2 separate regions of the Mus musculus genome follow, and region 1 is linked to region 2. The links are chromatin loops, found by intact Hi-C in ENCODE. Cell type or tissue: heart. All regions are shown on one strand. Each heading gives the region's core, and the rest is flanking DNA. Links, peaks and the distances in the headings are about the cores only. Region 1 holds the start of Grhl2 (grainyhead like transcription factor 2). Region 2 holds the start of Gm41301 (a long non-coding RNA gene).

Region 1 (6,859 bases), core at 2,266-4,765, 100 kb before region 2:
CAGGCTGATGTGACAGGTCAGAGGTGTACAAGACTGTGGTAGGCTAAATTCCAAGTCGGGAGATAAGGGGGTGTCTAACACATACCCCCTGTACACTGACTGTCCTTTCCAGTCAGCTCTAACCCAGGGCTTCTCTACTGTGTATACATTTATCCACTCTGCTATAACAAGAATGCACAATTTAGCCCCTGTAAAGGAACAGAGCATTGGACCTCTCGGCATTAACCCTGTTCATGTTAGGAAAGGAGGCAAACTGATGGTTTCTTTTACCCCCTGGGTACTCACTGGTTACTTTTTTTGTTTTGTTTCTCTGTATAGTCCTTGCTGTCCTGGAACTCACTTTGTAGACCAGGCTGGCCTCGAACTCACAAATCCACCTGCCTCTGCCTCTCAAGTGCTGGTATTAAAGGCTTGCGATACCACTGCCCGGCACACTGGTTACTTCTTGACCACCCTATTCAAGCATAATTTTGTTATTGAGCAGGTGCCTGAATTAGCAGAGAACTGGTTCCATTCATTTCCTCTGAATGCGCACCTCCAGACTTTCCCTGTGAAACCTCTATCTTGCAGGCTTGGCCCCTCATTTCCTTCAGTTCTTCCTTCACAGGCCGCCTCAGGGAGGTTGACTGCTCTATGGAAATGCATCCTGCTCAATCCTCACCCCTCTTCGCATATGGCTTTCAGCACAGTATCTGTCCTTGCCCAACTGATTGTTTCACAATTGGTTGGCCTTGTTCTCCTAACATATGCTTAACTTGTAAGCACCCTGAGGTTCACTTGTGAATCTCAATATCTCAATCAAAACGTCCAATATCCAAACATACTTGAGGTTAAAAAAAAAAGTAGGTATTTGTACTGGTAGAGGAGATATGAGGTATTTGCACTTTTTTTTACCTTAAGGGGTATTTAATATAGCTTAATGGAAATGAATGCTTTAAAAGTAAGGAAATTTTTAAACTAAATCTATCTAGCCAACTCCTTAAGCTAAAACACACAGCGTGACCATGGCAGTAAGCAGACGGGGGAAATGCATTAATGCTGTGAGTTGAGCTGTGGCACTTCTCATGCCCAGTCTTGAAATTCTAAAACAACAATAATGAATTGCACTGTGTTTTTAAAACTGCTTTAAACATTACTGTAACTTGTAGGCATTTGTCAGGGCTGTCTTAAATTAATGTCTATTTTTGGATTGCCCCTTCAGTGTAGTGTAAGCCCCTTATGAGTACGGCATGTTTCCTTCACCTTCATCTTCTCCTGTAACGCTTGCGCACTACACGGCAAGCAGTGCATAACTAGAAGCCGTGTGTTATGCTTATGAAGTCTCTATGCGGACTCAGTCATTACATACGCACACGTATGTGTGTCCTCTCGATTATTTATACAGTTTTGGTTTTTGTTTTGTTTTGGTTTTCCACACAGGGTTTCTCTGGGTAGCCCTGGCGGTCCTGGAACTCTTTCTGTAAATCAGGCTGGCCTCAAACTTGAAGATCCACCTGTCTTGACCTCCCCAGTGCTGGGATTAAAACTGTGTGCCACCATCTCCCAGACCTCCCAGAAGAGTCTCTTAATCAAACAGAGTCTTGCTTACAAATATACTTGTTGACAAAGATCATCAACTGTCATAAAAGGTTAAGGTAGGAGATCAGAGCCTTTTAAAACGCATACAGAGACAAAATGTCCTTTTTTTTTTTCTTCTTTGCTTTAATGAATGATAACATCAGCACTGTAGAACATACAAAGCAGATCATGTCAATCTGAAAAGTTCACCATCAAAAGGCTGACTCTGGGCTGTAAGATGGCTCAGGGGTAAAAGTGCTCCTGCCATGACCAACAGCAATCACGGGTAGAAGAAAAGAACTAACGATTACAAGTTGTGTACAGCTTGACCTCTGTGTACAAGCTTTAATAACACACACACACACACACACACTATATATATATACATATATATATATATATACACAGTGATATAAATACTAAAAAGATCCATCTTCAAGGCAAACTTTCTAACCAGAAAACCTTCCTATGCAATCTAAAACGATTACCTATATCTCACTGGGATTTGGAATTTAATCTCTAAAAGTTTGCTCTGGGGGAGTGTTTCCAGAAAACACAGGCAGGCCTCCCAGGATTGATTTACCGGGAAACACTGTAAGCCCAGCTCCTGGACTCTCCCATGCTCAGGTGCCTGAGCTTCAGCTAGGTATTCAAGCACTTTCTTATGAGTCCCAACCATCAAATGCCTCATCAACCCCGGCCCATCCCTTCAGGGGCCATAGTAGACAATTAACATTAAGAAATGGAATCTTGGGCGGTCATAATAGAGTTTATCTTAATCCTAACACTCCAGCTGCAGAGGCAGGCAAATTTCTGACTTTGAAACCAGCTCTTCTACAGAGTGCACAGCCAGGAAAGCCAGAAAGACTGACGGGGGGGGGGGGGGGGGGGGAGAGAAAAATAAAGGGGGGGGGGGAAGGATCTCAGATTCTAATTTCTTTTAAAATTTTATTTATTTTTATGTATGTGTGTACACTGTAGCTGTACAGATGGTTGTGAGCCTTCATGGGGTTGTTGGGAATTGAATTTTTAGGACCTCTGCTCACTCAGTCCCTGCTTGCTCCAGCCCAAAGATTTATTTATTATTATACAATAAGTAGACTGTAGCTTACTTCAGACACACCAGAAGAGGTGGTCAGATCTTATTACCGGTGGTTGTGAGCCACCATGTGGTTGCTGGGATTTGAACTCAGGACCTTTGGTAGAGCAGTCAGTGCTCTTACCCACTGATTGAGCAGAGAAAGCAGGGGACATTTGATCCTGGTTTCCTTACAGTTTTAAGGAGAAAACTCCTTAGTTGGTTTTCTCAGGATGCAAAATGAAATCCTGAAAACCACTAGATAAAAGCTACTTTCATTAAATGCTCATGTAATTCTAGATAGACATTACCATAAAAACTAGGTAATACATACTCGTTAAGCCAGATTGTTAGTACTCAGTACTTAGACTCAATAGTGAATAAATTATCCCTATTGGTGCTAAGTATAACTTGGAGAAAATAAATACCCATCCACTTTCGTTCTTCGTTCCTTTGACTCATGCAGTGCCACAGAACTAAGCAAGCAAACTGAGTGTTAATTGTGCAATTAAAGTAACTGTGCACCCTTTTACACATCAAACTCAAAACAAACCAAAATAAAAACGAAAAAACAAACGTTGTTGTTGTCTTGGATTTGGGTTATATGAGTTTTCAACCTCAGGTGATAACTCCACTACCAAGAGAGCTGAAGTGGAGGTCAAGATGTGCGTGGGAGTATCTCCTACGCTTTCCCAACCCTAAACTTTCTAGCTCCTGGCCCAGTTCCTAATACTAGTTCTTCGATTCCGGTATCTACTTGCGCAGATAAATCTTAAAGGGCGACAGAGTAGTAAGTTTTAAAGTATGAAAACAAGCGTCCTGGACATCGGCCGCATCGTGACAGTGCCCATCCAAAATCGGGTTAGGCAGGCTTTCCTTCTCCGCCCTCCTCCCTTCCAGGTCCTCAACCTGGGGACTGGTCCTGTGCTTTTCTCGGTCAAGACTCTCAGGAAGGTCTCCTTGGAATGGCCACACCAGCCGGGTTAAGTTACTAGGGGCAGCAAAAGTGCGGCCTCTGAGCCTTTCCAATAGGACGCAGCCAGTTCCCGGCCTAGGACGCCCCGGGAGGAGGGGGAAGGAAGTGTCGCCACCGAATGGAAGGAGGGCAGCGGGACCCACCTCCCGCTCCCTCCCGCTCCCGCCCGCTCCCGCCCTCGGCCCCACCTCCCCCGGCTCGCACAAAGCCGTCCCCAAGGCGGGGACCGCGACGGACCAGGCCCCGCGCCCCGCGGCTCACGCGGCTCCCGGCAGGCCTGAGCTCCGGTCGAGGACGCAGAGAGCCCGGAGTCCCGGTGCTCCACCATGCTCCCCCACCCCCTTGCCCTCGACAGCCTCGGCGAAGGCCGATCGAGCCCCACGCCCGAGGTGGCGGCCTCCGAACAGTGGGCCGCGCGGTCACCGGACGCGTATGAGCCAGAGACGTCGGGGCGCAGGGAGACCGGCCCAAGTGTGGGCACCCCTTCGTACTCGGCCTCAAAATCAGTCCCCCATTCCCGAGAGGTCCTGTCCCGCACCTGCGCGAGGTGACTGGCCACTGCGTGGGCTGCGGGAAGGAGCGAGGCGCGGGCACACCCACGGACCCGCCATCGCGGCCTGCCCGCTCCTCCGTCCCGTCGGAGACCCGCGCTGGGGCGCACATGCACCCCGGGTCGCCGCAGTGGGGAAGATGGCCGTGTCTGCAATCGCATAAAAGGCCTTTGTTGAGCGCACACAAAAGAGGCCCAGACCGCTTTTCCAGCAGGCCCTTTGGCCTAATCGAAGGAAGTCGACTGAACTTCCAACCGGCCCAGGAAGTCTGAGGCTGGGGAGCACCTCCAGGCAAGGGGGTTAACTACAGGCCTCCCGCCACCATCTGCCAAAACCTCAATCAGTGCCCAAGGGTCCGTTGGTCGGGGCAGTGGGAGCTGAGCTCATTCGTCGGGGAGGAAGCAAAGAAAACCCACGTTTACTTGCAAGGCCCCAAAACGGGTTTTAAACATTCACGTTCGAGTAGGGTCTCTCCCCTGAATCGGGGTAGAAATAATCCGAGAGGGTCTGGATACACCAAAAAGAAAAAAGTAAAAAGAGAGGAAAAAAATACAAAATCAAAATCCAACAATAGCGACTTAAAAAACAAAAACAAAAACAAAAAAAACAAAAACACAACAAACCAGTTGCCATCAGCCCAAAGGGGCAGCGGCAGCCGCCGCCGGCGCGTGCGACCCACTTACTTGTCCGACTCTTGTGACATGTTTGATCCAATGAACTCGCTCCCCTTTTCCTGGAGCCTCAGCCTCTGGTGAAACTGGACTTTCAAGTCTGTGCAGGTGAAGGTGTGTGAGAGCGCCCGAGATGGCAGAACAAGAGCTACAGGTAATTCTGCTTTCGTCCCCCCTCACCACTCTCGCTCGCCCGCTCGCTCGCGCCCTCACCTAGCCGGAAAGGTGGGATGGGGGGAGGGAGCCCTCACATGGGGCCCGCGCTCGGAGGCGGCCCGGCGGCGCGGAGTCCTCCCGGATCGCTGCAATGGGCAGACACAGAGCGCAAAGTGGCGGACTTGGGCGGCCACAGGTAACTTTCTCGCAAGGCGCTGAATTCTTTCACTAAAGGGTACAAGCCCGAGGGCCGAGCTGCGCGGTGATTGGCTGCGGTGCTCCCTCAGGTGAGCTGCCATTGGCAGAGGCGCGCTCAGGTAAGGCCCTTCTCCAAGTGCAGGTCACTCACTGCGAAGTTTACCTGAGTGGAGCGGTGGCACGCTGGAGACTCTGCGAGCTGACTTCTACCCACTTTTGGCTTTCTTCCCTGACTAGGGGCAGGGTAGAGGTGATGGGAGAGACGGAGCGGGGAGCGCCACTACAGACACTAGGTACCGTGGGTCAAACCGAAGGACGACAGAATGCTGAACCCAGAAATCAACAAGCCACCCGGAACCAAATGGCCAGTTCACCACCTGCCACTTGACACTCGCGGGACGAAAACTGTGTGGCGGGCAGAAGAGTCAGGGAACTAGAGTTACGCTATGCTGAGTGGGAAAGGAACGGATTGCCGGGTCTCTTGCGTAATTGCATTGTTAGCATTCTTATCCACAACAAACTCTTCTCCTGCTCTGATGCATAGAAGATAGCAGGTCGTTTTCAGTTTTCAACTAGTCGAGCGACCTTTCCTGAACTGGATCTATGAAGTGCGGCGTGGCTTTAATGGAGAAAGGAGATTCGGTTGAATAGACTCTTAAGGTGGCCCGGGCGCACCTCTTGCATCTCTCCGCAGCCTGGGATTCCTGCGCTGCGGAACAACTACTGCATCTGTTCCATAAGCCTGTCGCCCGTTGACATTTCTAGGCAAGCATCAACATTTACATTGTAATTCAATAGAAGCAGCTACTACAAAGGCTCTTTATCCTTGCAGTTTAATATGGTTGCCAGGGGAACAACGCAGGATGAAAGTGACTTGTTTGTGTGGGTTCTCTTCTGGTCCGGAACAGTGCGAAGTAGCCAGGTGTCATTTATAATCGCTGCTACGAGAATTAAGTATTTGTGGGAGTTCTGACAGGGATCTAGCCCATACATGAGCGTGGTGGAAATACAGGAGGGTATGGAAAGCTTTGCCACATTTATGTCAAGTCAACACTGGAGCACTGGAGCTGTCAGATTTGACACAACTTCTGTATTAAACCTTTGCAGGTCACATGATTTGGGGGAATTAAATTACGGCACTAGGTTTGGTTGTTCTTTATTTCCACTCTTAGCAACTGACTTTAACGATTCTATTTTATTTTAGATAATAACATAAGCACCCATACAGGTACTTTTTAGAAACAATATATTTTTAACACAGTTTGAACACGGTATCCGTGTGCACCTTACTTTCTTTTTCCCTCCTCTAGAGACAGTCACATTCCGCCGATGCCGGGTGGGTGGGCGGGTGGCTCTGTGGCTTGCCCCCTGTTGTGCGCATCTCCTGATGCATCAACGTTGTGGTTTGAACACTTGCTACTCGTTATGAGCTGCTAACTCCTCTACTCTTTTGCTTCCAGTTCCAGCCCCCATCATGGTCCCTCCTCAGGTTAGAGACTAAGAAGTATGTATCTGGTCGAGTTTCAGTGGCAACAGAGAGCACTGATGTAGTGTGGTGGTTTCCTTTTTTACCTTTTGTTTAGTTTATTACGAACCTATCCTGATATGGTTCTATAACAAATCTACCAAGTGACTGTAAAATTTAGTTTCCAAAAGACCAAATATCCCATTC
Region 2 (6,859 bases), core at 2,844-5,343:
ATAAGGACATAGTTGAGATTCTAGGGCAGAGGCCCTTCTGATGCTGAAGTTACCTGAGGGGGGTGGGGAGGAGGCAGATGGAAGGAAGGGCAATTTGGTTGCCCTGGGGAGCTTTTGAGAGAGGAGTTCACAGAGGCCATCACATCGCCAAGCAGTAAGCCCCCAGTGGGCTGAGCAGATGGACAAACAGGAAAGGACAATGAGGGCTGGATGATTTGGACCCTGGCCTCTGACTTCACCAGAGGGAGAAGCAGACGGAAGCACTGTGCCTGGGTCTAACAGAGCCTCCGTTTCCCCAGTAACTGCAAGAAGGAGAAGCCTTTGTCATAGGCTATATGTCCATTCCAGGGTTCTGTCATTAGAAGCTAAAAATAAACATAAAATTCTGTTTGTTGCATGGCTCTCTCTCCAATTGGTTTCCCACAGTTTTCCCCAAACCTTAAGTCAATATAATAATTATGGGGAAGGTTAATGAATTGTGGCCCTGCCAACTAGGGCAACTGGCTTTACCACTGACCATCCAAGGAGTCTCGGATGCTCTGGCACCAAGTAGGATACAGGAGCGGCTCCCTGACATCAAACTCTTTCAAGTGTCAGAGTGTCAGACTTCAGCCACCTCAACAGAAAGCTCTCAGAGGCAGGCAAGTGCCTGTTGCTGCGGTGAGCATCCTCTGTCCCTGGTTAACAACAGAGACCAAACTAAGCATTGGTAGCTCATAGTTTTGAGTACATTTGGTCTACCTGGTCCATTAGATTCACATACACCAGCCTGTTTGGTACCCATAACTCTCTGAGGCTCATATTGGTACCATCACTAGTCACATGTTATAGATGAAGAAGGGGAAGCAAAGAGCAGCAGTTATATTATTAAGAGCTAGTGTGTAAGATGCCACAGGGTCCCCTGAGAGAAGGGCCCGGTGCCAAACGCCTGCCATGAATAAGGGGTTGGGGTCGAGGGCAATTAAAGTCAGAAGAGAGACCAGGTTTCTTTGTAATAGGTCGAAGGTCCTCACTGAAAGAACAAGATTAGTTTGGGTGACTCCAGAAAGTCATAGCATACCTCAGTTTACTGTCCGTTAACATATTGGGTGTTGACCTCCTGACCTTTCACCAGAGCGTGTACTCAGCTTCAAAAAAAGTGCAAAAAGCGTGAAGATAAGTATTTGTGTCTATGCATAGGAGTGTGTAAAGGACTGCGTAAGTGTGAACAAGTGGGCTGTGTGAGTGGGACATTTGTAATTATGTGAGTGCAACTGTACATGTGTGGAGATGTTATGTGTGCATGAGTGTGGGCATGAATTTGCTGTGGAAGTGTGTGGAGTGTAGGGATATAAAATTGTGTGACTACATGAGTATGAATAAGATTGTGTGTGTGTGTGTGTGTGTACACACGCACACACACACACACACACACACACACACGAGTATGTATAAAGGCATGGATACATATGGTCTAAGTACAGGTCTGTGCATGTACATTTGTACCTATTTGTATACTGAATACATGGGGGTATGTGAGTGTTACTATGTGTGGGAGTGTGTGGGAGAGTTACTATGTGTGGGAGTGTTGCTATGTGTGGGAGAGTTACTATGTGTGGGAGTGTTGCTATGTGTGTAACATATGAATTAACCCTCTGACAGGAAAGCTTAAGGGAGTTGTCCATGGGCAGTTCTGGCAGAGAAGAGAGACCACCGTTCCACACTGCTTAGAAGCTGCCAGGTGACTGTGGGCAGCCGCTCAGGGCATCTTCCCTTAAATGGGCTAGTGCCTGACCTGGGGTCTGGTGAGGTTCTCTTTTCTCAGATGAGAGGCAAAGAGTAACATGTTCTGTCACACAGAAAGCTGAGGTGTGGCTAGAAACACTGGGTTTGGAACCATAGGGCAGTAACTTATGATCTGTCTGCAGTCTACAGGACTGTGAGAAGCCGCATCACCTCTCTGGCCCTCCCTTCCCCTGTCTAGCAAACTACATCAATAATAAATGACATAATAAATAACAATTCTGCTGGGCAGTGGTGGCGCACGCCTTTAATCCCAGCACTCGGGAGGCAGAGGCAGGCTGATTTTTGAGTTCGAGGCCAGCCTGGTCTACAGAGTGAGTTCCAGGACAGCCAGGGCTACACAGAGAAACCCTGTCTCGAAAAACCAAAACCAAGAAAACAAAACAAACAAACAACCCCAGTTCTGTCCTGATGAACAAGGAAAATCTTTTCAATGTTTTCTTTTCAAAGCCGCTGCTTGTGCCTAACCCACAGTGAAGCCAGGCTTCGTGGGAGGTTTGTAGGTGGTCTGTGGGCCATCTTAATGACCCATTAGGCCTCTTTGGAAGCGGATGACAAATAAAGCCCTGGGGTCACAAAGAGTTAACGCACTAGAGCCAGGACAGCACAGCAGAGTTCAGTGTTCTTCAAGAGGGACCAGGAAAAAGTACCTGTTACGCAACAAACGCCGCGGCTCGCTGAAAATACCGACCAGAGCGAATAATGCCTGTTTATAAGTGAAACCGTACACCTGTGTCAGCTGCCAGCCTGATCTTCAAGGGTCTGAAGTGAAAGAAAGAAAGGCCGCCTCAGCAGGGAGGCCGCGGTGGCGCTGGGGCAGAGCCAGGCGGAACAAGGACGCAGTGGCCGCCAGGCCACCTGCCCGGGAGGCGGGACCTGAGTCAATAAAGCCACTAAGCAAACAGTCGTGCTCAGTTTGTACAGTGGTTGAGGCTTGTGGGCCGAGGATCTGGAAGCCGGCACACATCCTCCCTTAAATCCGAGCCCAGCTTTGTTTACACGGCTCGTCTCACGGCAAGATGGCGGCCCGCGGGGTGCGGGGCAGCCTCGGGCGAGCGGGCCGTGGGCAGGGGGCTGCATCCCGGGGCGGCTCCCCTCTCACACAGCGGGACTGGAGGTCTGTTATCTTGATGAAACAGGGCTGCGTGGAGAGCATAAGGACGTTGGGGTGGGGCTCGTTAGCCGCAGTCACTTCGTGCGGGAAGGCAGCTTCTAAGGTGGGCATTGGCCTCAGACTAAGAGGGGACTGGCCGTCCTAGCCAGAGATCTCCGTCATCTTCCAAGCAGGGCTCGCTGCTCAAGCAGCAATCGTTATTGAGAAGCGGGACAGATTTGAATGAAAGCACTTTGGGGATGTCTATGTCTGTCTTAGTGTGGTGGGTGGTAAGATGCGTTAATGAACGAGCTGTGCTAATGACTAGGTTACTGTGGAAATATTTCTGAGGGGTGGAGAGGGTGACTCTCAGGATAACCTGCACTGTATTTCATATTTTGGAAGTAGTGAGAGCTGAGAAGAAAGCAGACAGTAGTAAGGTGCTACGTAGAGCCAGGCAATGTTCCATGCGCACCAGCTATTCTGCTGGCGCATGCGTGTGTCTCTCATCTCTGCAACAGGAAGTTTTGCTGGGTCCAGCATGTTGGCTCATGCCTGAAATTCTAGCACTCGGGAGGCGGAGGCAGGAGTATGGCCATGAATTCAAGGTCTGTCTGGGTTACAAAGTGAGACTACCTTAAAACAAAACAAATAAATAATAAAGTTAAAAGGACAGTGGCGCTTCTGGGTCAGCGATGCAAATGGACTCAGAATTACTGTGGTGTCAGTATTAACCCGGCCTAAGAGCCTCTACATTGCCTGCTTTAAAATTTCTCCTCTTAAACTGGGGGGAGATGGCCCACACTTTTAATCCCAGCACTCATGATAACTGATTTTGAGGCCAATCTGGTCTACAGAGCAAGTTTCAGGACAGCAGAGAGAAACCCTGTCTTGAAAAACAAGTAAACAAACAAAATCTCCTCTTCTTTCCTCAAGAACTCTATTCCTTCTTAGCAGCGATTTTAATCAGCGAGCTGGGGCTGTCCTCGTGTGACCTTTGTCAATCCCTGGAGGCTTGCTTAGCAGTTGCAAGCAAGGCTGGAGAGCTAATGTAGGTGATCAGAGTAGCGGCTGAATATCTGACAGTGCACAGCTCCCCACATCAAAGAAGTCTCCAGCCCCAAATGTCAACAGTGCTGAGGCTGACCTGTGCTTTCATGTCATAACACCATTGAAAAGCATCTATTTACTAAGTCACAGTATGGTCTGAATGGCTGACAGTCTGCATAGAAACCTTCTAGGGCAAGTTGATTTGAAAGAGGCTTGTATTTGTTTGAGAGCTCTAAATCTCTCTCTCTCTCTCTCTCTCTCTCTCTCTCTCTCTCTCTCTCTCTCTCTCTCTCATACACACACACACACACACACACAGAGCTGTGTTGGGGAGCCCCCCAGTTTTTCCTCTTCGGTTGCTATGACACCCACCTACTCCATCGATGTAGGTAGACCTACCAAGTATTCCTTTCGAAGGCTGAAGTGAAGACCCTGGTGTGAAGTCTCCACCTATCTGCAGTTACTGGAAGCACAAATCCTGATGGATGAGCCATTTTAACCCACATCACCAAACGATGGGAAAAATTCTTTAAGAATGGACAAGTGCCTGTGTTAGGTCACAGTTTCTTAATCCTTCTGGCAATTACAACGCCCCAGGAGGCCTAACAGTTTGCAGTGCCTAGGTTGGGACCCTAGACTTGTAAGAAGCACCTTTCCTGCTGACACCACCCATCAGTGTGTAAGTTAATTTTCCCGAAGGGTGACAAACACACACAATGTGCACATGTCTCTAACAAGCCCACATCTGAGTGTAGCCTCAACAGATCTGAAAGCAGAGTCTTGAAAATATCTGTACACCCATGCTCACAACAGTCACAGTAGCTGAAAACACCATGCATCCATCAGTGTAGATACAAATGAACGGAATGTGGTGTAGACACAAAGATCAGCACTCAACTTCACAAAGCGAATTGCAATGCGTACTAAAACAGGCAAAGCATCATGTTAAGGAAAGTAAGCAGTGGTAAGGAGACAGTTAGAGCAAGCTTCCATTTCTAAGAGAAACCTAGTCCGATTCAGAGACGGAAAGAGCAAGAGCTGGGGATAGGTGGGGCTGATTAATTCATAAAGTGTCGGCTTTGCATAATAGCTTAAGCTCATTCTCTATTCCTAAACCCCAACACTTAGAATGGTGTGTTAATTTGTTTGTTTGTTTGTTTGGTCGCTTGCTTGCTTAAGACAGACTCTTACTATGTAGCCCTGACTGGCCTACCTAGTAGATACAACTGTGTATACCAGGTTGGCTTCAAAATCACAGAAATCCACCTGCCTCTACTCCTAAATGATGGGATTAAAGGCATGCACCACCACACCCACTCAGGATGGTGCATTATTTAAAAGCATATATGGGGCTGGAGAGCTGGCTCAGCAGTTAAGATTTCTAGTTGTGCTTGCAAAAGACATGGCTTGTTTCCCAGCATCCTCTGGGCAGCTTAGAACCATCTGGATCTCCAATTTCAAGGTATCTGACGCCCTATTCTGGCCTCTGTAGAAAACAGGCATGCACATGGTACACAAACAAGCATAACCCCCCCCCCCACTCATACATGTAAAGTAAGAATAAAGCTTTTTAAAAAGGCAGACATGGGGTCTAGCAAACAAAGAAGTAGATGCTCATAGTCAGCTATTGGATGGATCACAGGGCCCCCAATGGAAGAGCTAGAGAAAGTACCCAAGGAGCTAAAGGGATCTGCGACCCTATAGGTGGAACAACATTATGAACTAACCAGTACCCCGGAGCTCTTGACTCTAGCTGCATATCTATCAAAAGATGGCCTAGTCGGCCATCACTGGAAAGAGAGGCCCATTGGACTTGCAAACTTTATATGCCCCAGTACAGGGGAACGCCAGGATCAAAAAGTAGGAGTGGGTGGGTAGGGGGGGAGGGTATGGGGGACTTTTGGGATAACATTGGAAATGTAAATGAGGAAAATACCTAATAAAAATGTTAAAAATATAAAGATAAAAATAAATAAAAATAAAAAGGCAGACACATGGCTGGACAGATGGCTCCGCAGTTAAGAGCACTGGCTCTTCTTTCAGAGGACCTGGATTCAGTTCCCAGCACCCACATGGCAGCTCACAACTGTCTGTAACTCCAGTTCCAAGGGATTTGACACAGACAGGCATGCAGGTAAAACATCAGTGCACATAAAGAAAAATAAATAAATCACTAAAAAAAAGGGGGGGTGGGCACAGACTCACCAGGTTTGGCAGTGCACAGCTTTAGTCCCAGCACCTGAGAGGCAGAGGCAGCCAGATCTCTGAGTCCAAGTTCAACCTGATCTACAATATAACAATTTTATATAACAATCATTCATAGTTCCAACAGAATTAGAGATGCTTTATTGTGTATTTTTTGTCTGTTAGAGACAGGATCTCATGTAACATTTGAAAGATGTTCCAGAATACCAAGCCTCACAGTGTCCCTAAGACACCAGTATCACGGTGAATGTAGCTGGCATATAATTAAGTTGTCATTACCTTTGATTTTTTGTTGCTATAACAAAATACCTGAAGCTGAATACTTTAAAAATAAAAAAGGTAGCCAGGCCTGGTGGCTCATGCCTTTAATCCCAACTCTCAGGAGGCAGAGGCAGGAGTTCCCTGAGTTTGTGGGCAGCCTGGTCTACATAATGCATTTCAGGACAACTAGGGCTACACAGAGAAACCCTGTCTTAGAACAAACAAATAGAACAAAACAAAACAAACAAACAAACAAAAAAGATTTTCCCCACCTCAGTTTTAAGCTCTAAGAGCCTAGCACTACATCTGTTCAGCTTCAGTGAAGGTTTTGTAGCCACATTACAAGATAGATGACATTAATAAACAAGAAAGAGAGATTACCTGGTAAATTAGGGGACAGTAAAGGGCTGAGGGGGAAGCCATTTTACTTTAGGGTTTCTTGAAAACTACAGTACCTGTTCTGGAAAT

Evidence for each region. Hi-C counts contacts between places; a loop is a spot of excess contacts. Peaks named below come from ENCODE experiments on the same cell type or tissue, not always from the same donor. Only the 100,000 strongest peaks of a DNase experiment are listed, where the experiment ranks them.
Region 1: a loop joins it to region 2, with 2.2 times the contacts of the local background. A loop is called at or near these places in 4 of 42 quality-filtered maps.

What each region holds. Positions count from the first base shown.
Region 1 is chr15:37,231,393-37,238,251 of GRCm38, reverse strand. Grhl2 (grainyhead like transcription factor 2) reads right to left here and starts at 5,216. Exons shown (of 16, transcript NM_026496.4): 1 at 4,846-5,216. The coding sequence starts at 4,865. It overlaps Gm16136 (predicted gene 16136), which reads left to right and starts at 5,093. Exons shown (of 2, transcript NR_155442.1): 1 at 5,093-5,276; 2 at 5,425-6,331. In heart, for the core only: a CTCF peak has its summit at 3,706; a DNase peak (open chromatin) is centred at 3,761; H3K4me3 peaks cover 1,527 bases; H3K27ac peaks cover 1,235 bases; H3K27me3 peaks cover 1,458 bases.
Region 2 is chr15:37,131,601-37,138,459 of GRCm38, reverse strand. All of the region lies in intron 2 of Gm41302 (a long non-coding RNA gene), which reads left to right. Gm41301 (a long non-coding RNA gene) reads left to right here and starts at 2,719. Exons shown (of 3, transcript XR_875169.2): 1 at 2,719-2,999; 2 at 3,397-3,483; 3 at 4,245-5,237. Gm34820 (a long non-coding RNA gene) reads right to left here and starts at 2,513. Exons shown (of 3, transcript XR_383949.3): 1 at 2,433-2,513. In heart, for the core only: a CTCF peak has its summit at 4,390; no DNase peak of the experiment used is centred there; H3K4me3 peaks cover 627 bases; H3K27ac peaks cover 632 bases.